2 separate regions of the Homo sapiens genome follow, and region 2 is linked to region 1. The links are chromatin contacts, found by Hi-C or POLR2A ChIA-PET in ENCODE. All regions are on one chromosome and are shown on one strand. Each heading gives the region's core, a stretch centred on a gene start or an enhancer-like site at or near the end of the contact. The rest is flanking DNA. Distances are from core to core; before and after follow the strand shown.

Region 1 (5,806 bases), core at 1,982-4,481:
CATATTAACTTACCAAGATCAAGGAATGGAAGGGCATCTTTGAGATACATGTTGACTTCTAAAGACCAATAGTTCAATTTAATCCTCCATTTATATTGTTTTATAGGAAATATAGAACTGTGAATAGAAAAACTGTAGAGAAACACATAGACAGGTTGAATCTATGGTGCAATTCATCCTGCCAGCTAAATTTAAGCTCTAAGCAGGTTTAGCTTGGAACCTCTGGTGGCTGAGTGGACTGTGGCTGCTACATGTATCTGCAAATAGATGTGGCATTTGTGGGAGTGCCAATAAAAATCTCTTGAACTGCATTAATGGGAACTTCTCTATATAGAATATTCAACAAAAATCGCTGAAAGAAATTGTTCATATGGAACAACCCACCTTGTGAGACTGTAAGAAATGAAAAAATGGAGGCAACAATTAGAAGCAACAATGAGCAGGGAATTCTCCAGTGACCTGCATCTTACTTAAATGGTGAATTGAGGTGGCTGGATGTCTGGCCAAATCTCAGCTTTCTTTGTTTTCTTGGGAAGGGTATTTTGCTCACCATCCTAATCACTTAAAGTCATGCTGTGCTCTCACAGCAAGTCAGTGAAATATGCTTTCTTCTTTAATGGCTAAAACTTGATCCAGGTTTGGCTGGAAAAAAAAAAGAGGCTTGATATGGTCTGGGATCTGGGTTTGCTTCTAAGCTATTTGTATACCTCATCAGTTTCCCATAATTCACTGAGTCAGTCAGTCAAAAAGAATTAATTTAATGCCTACTGTGTGCAGAGAAGAGCATATGGTATACAAAGACACAATTCTGACACTCAAAGCTTTTGAAATCTAGGTAAGGAAGAAAACATACCTATAGAAAGAAATATTAAATAATCAATATTTAAAATAATATGTTATAAATTGAATGCTTGAGTGCAAGAGGGATCTGGGAACTTAGGTGAAGTTATGGGTATGGTACATGTAGTTAAAAAAGAAGATTATCTGAAGGAGATTGGTTGCAAATCAGATTGCAAAGTGTCAGAAAATGAAAAATATTAGAGGTTTAGATATTCATAGGGGGTTCCAATAAATTTTTTCTGATTTATTTTATAATCAACCCACAATTAAAGATCTTGAAAATTTAACCAGAGACACAAGAGATGAAATATACCAAAGCTAGTACTGGTTCACAAGTCATTTCAAAAGAAAAAGTAAAACCACATCAGAAAGTATATGTCCTAACATCTCACAACAAGAAGAACTTTACACAGTGTACTTTCCTTACAATTTCTTGAAGCTTTGCTATTTACAATTTCTAATATAATTAATGGGGTGTTTATTATGCTTAATGCTAAAAATCCTCTGATCTAATTTTGAAAATGAATTATTCCACTTAACAAGGAAAAAAAATCCTTTCGATTTTTACCCAAGTGCTACAGTTCTCCAAGTATTCCATATTTTCAGCTATTATCCCTTTCTTACAAAGAGCCCACTTAATAATGTTCACTCTAACAACCTCATTTATTTTCCAGAAAATTAACTCAGTTTCAACCCTGATTAATGATTTCATCTAAATGAATCAAATTAAAAATTGAAAATTATATTTCAAAAGCCAAAGAAAAAAAAATTGACCATTTCCAGTTAACAAATGATCCTTTCAAATATTAAAAGATGACCATGAAGAGTGCGTGATAGTAATGAAATCTGGCTCGGGCCTGCTGCTTATCTGGAGTTCATGGAGGAGGAGAATTAACAGGAAAAAAAAAAAAAGAAAGAGAAGAAAAAGGTACCCTATGCATTTTTAACACGGAAATCCCTTGGGACACCAAAGTGACTTCCACTTAGGCTTCGCCTATAATCAGTGTACCAAAATAATATGAGCATTTCCCTGTTAATTAAAACTGGGCTGGAGATGCCCCTCAGCAGAAGGGGGATTAAGAAGTCACACACACTAATAGCCCCTGTTAACAAAACCTAAACCGTGCAAGAATGCTTCATGCTATGATGTCTTCTCTAGGAGCCGGAAGCAGTCCATGAGGAAAACAAGCAACTAATTAGGGAGAAACTTCTGGTCTGATACGTTATTTTTCTTTTAAATCCATTTTGGCCGGGGGTTGGGGAAGGGAAGGGTGACTAGGCAGAGCAGAGAGGATTTTTAGGACACTGAAACCATTCTATGTAATACTATAATGGTAGATACGTGTCATTATACATTTGTCAAAACCCACAGAATGTATAACACCAAGAGTGAACCCCCACATAAACTATGGACTTCTTTGGGTAATAATGACGTATCCATGCGGATTCATCGATTGTTAACAAATGTACCAGTCTACTGGGAAATGTTGATAATGAGGGAGGGTATGGATGAAGGGGGGCGGGTCAGGGGATATTAACTCTGTACTTTTTGCTCAATTTTGCTGTCAGCCTAAAAGTGCTGGGTTTTTGTTTTGTTTTGTTTTTTAACTTTTAAGTTCAGGGGTACATGTGCAGCTTGTTCCATGGGTAAAATTGTGTCATGTGGGTTTGCTGTGCAGGTTATTTCATCACCCAGGTATTAAGCCTAGTACCCATTAGTTATTTTAAAAATAAAGTCTTAAAAAAAAATCCCAAATAAATAAATCCACTCTTGAGGTATACAGATGACTGCATTTATCTGAAGTCCTGTGAAAAAACTTTACAATTAGGGACCATGTCGTTTTCACCCAGATTTCCGGATGTAATTCCGTGTTTTGAAATGTACGCACAAGAGTAAACAATGCAGAATGATCAGCCTCACAGCGGGTCACAGGACACAACCGCCGCGCTCTGGTTGGACGCAGGCTGCATCCTGTTTCCCGGACACATTTATTCAGCCCAATCTTTCCTGTCTGAACACAGACTGTTGATGATAAAATAGCATCTCAAATTATGAGGGAGAAAGAGCTGCTTCGGCGTTCCTCCCCGGTTCTCTGCCTGGATTGGGCTCCCGTGGGTTGCTGAGGCCCTCGCGGAGGCCTAGGAAGCCCGGCAGCGCGGGCGGCAGCAGCGGGTTGGGGAGCAAGGCCGGCTTGGAACGCGGGCTCCTGCCCACTGCCACCCGCAGGCTGCCCCGGGCTCCCGGGCGGGCGCTCGGCCAGGGGCTCTGCTCGCTCCATGGACAGCTGGGTGGAAAGGACGCCCCGTGAAGGACACCCGGCCGTCGGACCGCGCCCACCCCTGGGCCTCCCAGGGGCTCCCTCCGCAGACTCCCAGGGACTTCCTGGGAGCCACCGCGGAGGGCGCTGCGCGCGTCCGGAGCCGACGCCGGGCTTCAAACAGAAACCAAAGCCCGCTCCAACGCCGCGAAGGAGGGGGGCTCCAAGCATCCTAGAAAAGAAAGCTGGAGGGAGCGCATCAGAGACACAAGTGCGGATAAGACTTAACACATTTCCTGAAGAGGATTCCTTGTCGCGAGTTGTCTTGGTTATGACAGAGGAAGAAGACTTCAAAGTGAATAAGCAAGGGGGTGCCCTTAATCAGGGCAGAAATGTGGTGGCTTTGGGATTTACCTATTTCGTACAAGTTGCGTTCTTTTCAGTGGCGTATTTCCCAGGTCCCTTGCAAGAGCTGTTGGACCCACTCCCCTCTTGCCCACAAGTTGGAATATTATTTCATTAATCACAACAGGAGGCAGATGTTACTTAAGATTTAGAAAGAGAAATAAAGGCATAGATGAAGGGGCTTGCATCAAGTTCAAAAAAGAGTATTATGTTTATAGCTCCTTAATTATTATTGGTTATCTGCCAGGCTTTCTATAATATACTTTGTAACATTCTGGAATTTTTAAAAAGTACCCTACTTATCTTTAAACACTGAAATCCATTCAAAGCCCTACAACCGATAGGGCCTTTGGGAGCGTTATTAAAATCCTCTTAATTAACAACAACAAAGTGAAGGCTTAAAATGGTTGAATGACTTGCCCAAGATCACACAGCTAGGAAATAAGCATTGGATAAAAATGTATGGAATGTCTGAGTAAATCCTAGCCTTTCTGTGTTCTACTTAAATTCCTCAATTTTAAATATAGTTGTTATATCACACACAGTTAGGGGTATTATCCCCATTAGCAAAGAAAGTGCCGTAGTAAAGGCAGCTTTCAAAATTTTCAGGGATTTTGTAGAATCACTGAGGAGTAACTATGTTGTACATGGTTCCTCTTCCATTACATTTACTAGAAGAGGCTAAAGGGTCACACACCCTCACTTGTCATGAGCCTGAAAGACTTTGTGACTGTTCTAGGTACATACATGTAACAAGCTTTTGATACAAAACATAATGCGAAAAATAAAATGTTGTTTGTGAAGGCAAAGATTCATCAATACCAAGTATAATCTGTTTCTTTACATTTTTCAAACAATAAGACTGAGATAAGAAAATCAGAACTAGGGCCAACTGTAACAGGTGCTAATAGAATTTTTCCATGAACTATTGTGTCAGTTTAATCCCCAGCCTGACCTGGAACACTTTGGCCATTTTAACACCAAGCTCCCCGGATTATCTATTCTGAGTTAAATGTTCCCAAGTGGATTGGTGATTGTGCAGCGGAGAGAAGATCTGCAAGGATTATTCTAAAATTTCACAAGAATTTCCCTGACATACACTATATATTACTATGAACTATGTTTTCAAAATAATGATACAATGAATTGCCTAGCCAAGCAACATCTTCACAGTTTAACCGAACACTGAAATGATTTTCCACAAGCTCAATGTTCAGAAAATAAATGCAAATTGGCTATAAATTAATTTAGTCTTTAAATTAATACTTGATCAATAATCTGACATTGTTTTCATTGTCTACATGAAGAAAACTAAGACAAAACAGTTTTTCAGCTGTATTATAACTTAGTGTTAAACTACATCTATATAGCCCCATCTATATAGATGGAGAGACTCTTTTAATTCAATTGCTATAGATAGCAAAATCTAATAATAGAGATCTTAAAGCATTATCTTTTTACTTGAATTACTGAATTTAGTTGCTATCTACACTGATCAGAATACCACATTAATTTTCTTGATTTTATATTTGATATTACAAAAAATCCCATTTTAATGATTAAAGATGCTGAAATGACATTTTTGAATGAAATTAATCTATGTAGCTTAAAAATATTTCATTTTCATTAGCATTCCCTCTTATTTTTTTAACAATAAACTCCTTATTTTAAAATATAACTCAAAGCCCATGTTCTACACAAAATTTTTCAAAATTATCTCAGGCATCCATTCTCCAAAAGACTGATACAATCTGTGAACTGACCCTAACTTTCATTGAAGTAGCATGCAAATATTTGTTATAACTTTACCTATCTGCCTTATCTGGTTTGACTTAGCTAGATGTGGAAAGATTTGTACTTAATCCTCACCAGAAAAAAAGACACTATTGAATGCTAAAGACCCTGTGAATATTCTACAAAAGAGCTTTCATTGCAGATCAGTTTAAGTCGGAGACATAAGCAAAAGATAAAAAACCAAAGACAGTTATTCACTGACCTCAGTAATTTTCAAGCCATTCTATAAAACTTGGAGATTCCCATTAAAGAAGACAGAAAAATCAGCCGGGCACCGTGGCTCACGCCTATAATCCCAGGACTTTGGGAGGCCGAGGCAGGTGGATCACTTGAGGCCAGGAGTTCAAGACCAGCCTGGCCAACATGGGGAAACCACGTCTCTACTAAAAATACAAAATTAGCCAGGCATGTTGGTGCATACTTGTAATCCCAGCTACTCGGCGGGATGAGATGAGACATGAGAATCACTTGAACCCAGGAGGCGGAGGTTGCAGAGAACCTAGATGGTG
Region 2 (6,619 bases), core at 3,297-5,796, 1.1 Mb after region 1:
TTATGCATATAAGACATTCCTGGGTTCAAGTGATTCTCCTGCCTCAGCCTCCCAAGTAGCTGGGATTACAGGTGCCTCCCCCACCCCCCACGCCCGGCTAGTTTTTGTATTTTTAGTAGAGATGGGGTTTCACCATGTTGGCCAGGCTGGTCTCGAACTCCTGACCTCAGATGATCCACCCGCCTTGGCCTCCAAAAATGCTGGGATTACAGGCATGAGTCACTGCACCAGGCTGAGACGTCTTTTTAATCAAGCATATAGGATTTCATACATTTCAATAACTGTATTCAAAGTAGTCACCTTGGAATGTGTATTTATTTTAATGATGCTGGCGTTGCTGATTAAAAAAATACTTTTAAGAGTTCAAATAATAAGCCACCTAAGAATATTTGTTTTGTTACTTTAGCATCTCAACTGGATTTGATCAAAAATGGCATCACCCAGTATAATCACCAAATGATTCTCCAGATTTGGATCTAATTTTTTTTTGCTTATTTTGAAAACAAAATCAAAATATGAAGCTTTTCCTCGTTTAGATTGGTTCATGATGGTTTTTAAATCTGGTAAGCTCTAAGCTCCTTGGGAATAGGTCTGATATATGTATGTATGTATGTATGTATGTATGTATGTATTTATTTATTTTTGCCATTGTGTACACACTGCCTAACATAAGGCATGAAACAGAATCATAGTGGAATCTTAATAAATAATTATGAAATAAGATTAAAATAGCTCCCATTTCTTGATTGCCTAGTGAAAGTGGAACATTGCATTAAGCATTTTACATTCTTCATGTGTGCACCAACTATGGAAAGTATTACACCAACCCTATGAATATTATCACTATTTTATAGATGAAGATTCTGATGCTTAGCTTACTTCCTCAAGGACACACTGCTATTGCTGTTATTACTATTACTGTTATGTGGAGAAGAGTTCAAACTCAGTTTGACCTGATTTCAAAATCCTTATATATTGAGCTGGTAGGCAATTCAATCTCAGCCCTTATTGGGGATTTTTCTCCTTTACACGGAGTTCCTGTGGGACTTAACTAGTGCCAGTGTATCAGAGATTCCTGCCTTCATGGAGCCTTCATTCAAAAGATGTCCATTGTCTAAGATGATGTGTTTGAACCTTCCAAATTAATCCTTAGAGGACTCTATGGCTGCTGAGCCACATTAAGGGAATGGGAATTTTTACCAGAGCTGATATCCTTAGCACTTAGAGGCCCATCTTCTCCACAGCTGTCATGAAGCTTACCCCTAGAGTTTTAGCCACCTCCCAGAAGCCATAGGAATGCCAAATGCTGCATTGCTTCCTTTCAGAAGGCTAATGTTCAGTTCTTTCTTAGGCATGTGGAATCTTTGCTCCTCTCTTTTCATCCTATGCCCACACCACTTCTTTTACACCTCACACTGCTCTGCCCACCTTCCACCAACATATTGCCTCGGAGCTTAGGTTTTAGAAAAACAAAGCCAGGAATGGACAATCACATGTAAATCTTCTGAAGCAAGAGTGCATGAAATGATCTGCTGTTTTCCTGGGTTGGGCAGTGGGACATGAGTTGAGGATACTGTTTGAACCTCTGCACTGTCACACACTTAGTCCTAAATTAAGTTTGCTTAAATCATCATTTTCTTAATTTCTGCTGCATAATTTTTTTGATCTTACAGTTATATACAATAATAACAATGTCATACAGTATATGATTAAGTTATAAAATGAATGGTGTAGAACAGTCATTTTAAAACTTTAGTAATAGAACCTCCTCTAACTAAAATTTTAGCAAAATTCTTAGTCCTGTATGTAAAAGAGATATGATATAGTTTGAATGTTTGTCCCTGTATTAGTCTGTTTTCATGCTGCTGATAAAAACATACCTGAGACTGGGTCATTTATAAAGAAAAAGTTTAATGGACTCACAGTTCCACATGGTTGGAGAGGCCTCACAATCATGGCGGAAGGTGAAAGGTATGTCTTACATGGTGGCAAGCAAGAGAGAATGAGCAAAAGGAGGAAAAGCCCCCTATAAAACCATCAGATCTTGTGAGACTTGTTCCCTATCTATGAGGACAGTATGAGGAAAACTGCCCCCATGATTCAATTATCTCTGTCTGGCCCCACCCTTGACACATGGGGATTATTACAATTCAACATGAGATTTGGGTGGGGACACAGCCAAACCATATCAGTCCCCTCTAAATCTCATGTTGAAATATAACCCAGTGTTGGAGGTGGGGCCTGGTTGGAGGTGTTTGGGTCATGGGGGAGGATCCCTCATGAAAGACTTGGTCCCCTCCCCACAGTAATGAGTGAGTTCTCGTGTTAATTCATATGAGAGCTGATTGTTTAAAGGAGTCTGGCAGCTTGAACGGCTCCCTCTCTTGCCATGTGACATGCCTGCTCTCCCTTTACCTTCCACCATGAGTAAAAGCTTCCTGAGGCCTCACTAGAAGCGGAGCAGATGCTGATACCACATACAGATGAGCCAAATTGACCTCTTTTCTTTATAAATTAGTCAGTCTGGGGCCGGGTGTGGAGGCTCACACCTGTAATCCCAGGACTTTGGGAGGTCAAGGCGGGCAGATCACGAGGTCAGGAGATCAAGACCATCCTGGTTAACATGGTGATAGCCCGTCTCTACTAAGAACACAAAAAATTAGCAGGGCGTGGTGGCAGGTGCCTGTAGTCCTAGCTACTCGGGAGGCTGAGGCAGGAGAATGGCGTGAACCCGGGAGGTGGAGCTTGCAGTGAGCCAAGATCTCACCACTGCACTCCAGCCTGGGCGACAGAGCGAGACTCTATCTCAAAAAATCATAATAATAATAAATAATAATAAATAAATGAATTAGTCTGTCTCAGTATTCCCTTATAGTATGCAAAATAGACCCACATAAAATATAGGCAGTGCAACTATTTTGGAAGCTAGACAAATGCAACTGCTTCATTTCTTTCCCTGTGTTTTCTATTGTCGCCTGAGCCACGAGGGCATGATTTGAAAACCACTGATTTAATTTTCTTGACTCTGGAAGGATCTCTGGAAAGATCACACATGAAAAACCTGATGATATTACTGCCTGGGGGGAAGAGAACTGAGTAGTTGAGGGACAGGCATGGGAGAGAGACTTCAATGTCAACTCATTTGTAGTGTTTGAATTTTAAACAATGTGCATGTATTATCTATTAAATAAATTAATTTAAAAAGAAATTCAATTTAAAGGAGACTTTGCCCATCAAAACACACACACACACACACACACACACACACACACACAAATAGAAGTAATAAGTATTCAGGTGAGAAGTTAACATAGGCTCTGAAGGTCAAGGAAATGACACTTCAGCTAACCCTTGGGAAGAAAACATGAATGAAATTTTGAAATTAGGAATGAGCATAACATATACAGAAAAAATTAGATAGTTGCTCTAGATTATGCAGACAGTGGGGAATAACAGAAGGTTGGTAAGGAGTTCAGTGTGACTTTTATAAAATAATTTTATATTAATATATTTTTAAAGGAATTTTTTACTTAAAAATAGTTTTTACAATCATTGTCTCATTATGTCATGAGCAATGGTTCTGTTAAGAAGAATGTGCAGGTGGTATCTGTTTTATAGATGAAGAAATTGGTACTCAGGGAGACTAAATGATGTGCCTAGGGTTCTCAGCTCCTGATCCATATATATCTATATAGATCCACATACTAAATACTAAACATCTTCTCTGGATGTCCCTCGGGTGGCCCAAATTGGCTCGTCCTATATTTCTTTTTTTCAGGTAAATAGTACTGCAATTCAACCAGAAATCGAACCCTGAGAAACAGTCATCCTAGACTCTCTACCACCTCTTGTTCCCTATCTCACCTTCTATTGGTCATCAAATCATTTTTACTTTCCCTCTTAAAAGCCTCTTGATTCCAAACTAAACTGCATCATTTTACTGCCATGCCTGTAGTCCTCCTTCCCATAGCATACAATGTAAAGTCCTTGCTTTTTAACATGACATGTGAGGTCTTCCATGGTCTTACCATTGCTTCTTATCTAATGTCACTTCTTGCTATACCTATGTAAATATGCTTTAGTCGTATTCAACCACTTGCCATTGCCCAAATATGCAGTGTCCTTATCACCCAAAGATTTTTGGCAAATGCTGTTCCCTCTGCCTGGAATGCTTTTCTTCACTCTAACATGCCTCTCATTGGTCTTATTTCCTACGTATCCCTCAAGACTTTACTTGAAGATCAACTTTTCCTAATCTTAGTAGAAAGTAAAATTTGGGAATACTGAAAACATTAATTTTGTCTTCTTAAATGCTTGTCATGTAGGCATTTCTCTCACTGATACATTTGTTTATTTACATCTCTCTCATTTGATTGGAAGCTCCTGAGTAGCAGTGATGAGTCTAATTATATCTCAAAAATATCCCTGTGACTGACACATAAAAGGCCTACTGAAATTTTTACCAACTGGATAAATGATTCACAGGGATACAAGTTGGAAGATGTTTGCTATGACCAATGTAGATGATGATTAACATCAGTATGTGCCAGGGTGGATTGTATTCTTGTTCAAAATTAGTCATCCCATCTCCCCTTCTTCATAAAAAGGATGATTCATACTCATCCCACCGATGTGGGGCTTGTCTATGTGTTGTGAGCAGATGGGATATATGCCACACCCAAACTGAAGCTTTAAAGAGGTGTTCTCGGTCTTTTCCTCTGGCAAAAGAATGGCATACCTTAGATCCAGCTTGCTCCTTCAACCTTAGGGCTGAGACGAAGAGATATGTGGGACATAGCTACAGGGAACCTTAGCTCACATGTAGTGTGAGTAAGAAATAAACTTTTGTTGTTTTGCAACCTACTGCAATGGTTGTATTTTTATCTCAGCAAAGCTGATTGATAGTTATAATGATAACAAAAGCAAGGATGTTTATAAGAAACATTCTGAATGGGTTACTCGGTTATGCTTACAAAAAGATGTTTGGAGCTTTTGGAGTTTGTGATGATGTTAGGACACCTCCATGTGGTGGTATCTTGTAAGGCGATGGTGCAAACTCAGCAAAATCTCTGGCACATCAAAATTAGAACTCAACAAATATTTGTTAAACCAAGCTATTGAATGGGAGCTTAGATTAAAGATCAGCACTGGAGATAAAAGTTCTAGATCCATAGTTATAAGATGACAGGATTTTCTACCTAATGAAAAAAGTATGTGAACAGTACAGAATGGTGTCTAAGAATTGAGGCTTGTGGAATGCATTAGGTAGAATTTAGGAAGAGGAAAGGGAATTAAAAATAAGAATAAACAGGAAAACAGTGATGTTATATCACAGGAATTAGAGGAGAAAACTTATAGGAAACTTGGAGTTGTCAAATGTGAAGTTCAAGCAGAAAGAGGACTGTGAAAAGATAGAAGTTCTGGGATCTCTTTAGTGAGGAAAGTCAACTTTCCTCAAAATTCTCCTATACCCAAATATTTATATCCAGCTTTTAAATAATTCTCATGGTGACATCAAATAGCTTATCAAGTCCTAAAGAGTCATGTGCTCTGCATTGCAGTGACTTCATTAACCCACAATAATAGAGCTATTCCAGTCTTGTTTTGTGATTTGTTTGCCTCTTTTTTGCTTCCTGTATGACTGTTGTTTTTGTTTTTCTTTTCAACTTCCATTTTAGGCCTTTCTGCTGACTTTCATACTGCTATATCTAGCAACATAACCCAAATTTGCCTATCTTAGGGGTACAGAACTGTTGGGTCACAACTGTGAAAATTCTTTCCTATTATTGAGGATGTGCTCTGATTCTCCTTTTTATTGGTAACAAACTTATTGTCACCTGGTGCATGTGCTCAGTGCACATGCATTTTATGCATGCTGAACTCTTGGTTTAATTTTACTGTGGCCTGTTCATTTCATTATACAATCAAATAGTCCTACTATTTGGGGACCCATCTTGTTTTAGCTGTGTAGTGTTCTAGTTAGCTTTTCCTTACCCCTTCCTTACTCCATTCGTTTCATAAATGGGGAAATAAAAATAAGTCATTCTTTTAAGCAATAGTACCACAAAAATGTAGAAATATCCTTTCATTTGCTTCTTTTAAGAGCACTAACAATTTGAGAGTTCCCTGACTGCATTTATCTGTAAAAACTAAATTGGATGGCTTGTATACATTTTGTTATATTTTTAAATTTGCCTTCCTTTTTTATATTTTGTCATTACCCAATTTACATTATGTTTAATATCAGATGTGCTACTTTTGAATCACCATAGTCTGAGAGCAGAGAAGTATAAAGGCTATTGTAGTATATAATTAGTTTGATATGAGGTGTTATAAAATAATTATATATAACTGTAGTCCTAGACAGGTCAATGTTACGTTTTTAAATTGAGATCATCTAGTGAATAACATATGTATGGCAACCACATTAAAACTCAATTTAATTAAATTTTTTGTTGAAATGTATTAATAGCCTATGGTAGAACTATTTAATTTACAAAGATTGATTATGATTAAAAAGAGAAATTATTCAAATTATAAAAATAACATTATATACTGATGAAATCAAGGTTCCCAGTATTCATACATGGCTTACCATTATAACACTTCTTTCAATGTT

Evidence for each region. A loop is a pair of places that touch in the nucleus more often than their neighbours do. ChIA-PET counts read pairs that join two places held with the same protein, here RNA polymerase II (POLR2A). Pooled maps may share reads with other maps.
Region 2: a loop to region 1 is called in a map of IMR-90, with 2.9 times the contacts of the local background. The contact joins two enhancer-like sites. A Hi-C loop is called at or near these places in 1 of 168 maps with a recorded cell type or tissue (IMR-90) and 1 of 50 pooled maps. POLR2A ChIA-PET finds 5 or more read pairs at or near these places in 1 of 52 experiments (AG04450).

Annotation. Positions count from the first base shown.
Region 1 is chr1:216,598,085-216,603,890 of GRCh38, forward strand. All of the region lies in intron 3 of ESRRG (estrogen related receptor gamma), which reads right to left. Among named protein-coding and RNA genes, the nearest start is that of ESRRG, 120 kb to the right of the region's middle. RefSeq lists enhancers at 153-880, 2,422-2,990, 2,836-2,935, 3,316-3,415 and a silencer at 3,036-3,215. Within about 2 kb of position 3,232, at least 28 of the 41 ENCODE cell types and tissues checked have a DNase peak (open chromatin) inside an H3K27ac peak, as active enhancers do; they include IMR-90, where a contact is called at or near this core.
Region 2 is chr1:217,655,950-217,662,568 of GRCh38, forward strand. The region is part of intron 3 of SPATA17 (spermatogenesis associated 17); the gene reads left to right. Among named protein-coding and RNA genes, the nearest start is that of SPATA17, 28 kb to the left of the region's middle. RefSeq lists an enhancer at 3,958-5,157. Within about 2 kb of position 4,547, at least 2 of the 41 ENCODE cell types and tissues checked have a DNase peak (open chromatin) inside an H3K27ac peak, as active enhancers do; they include IMR-90, where a contact is called at or near this core.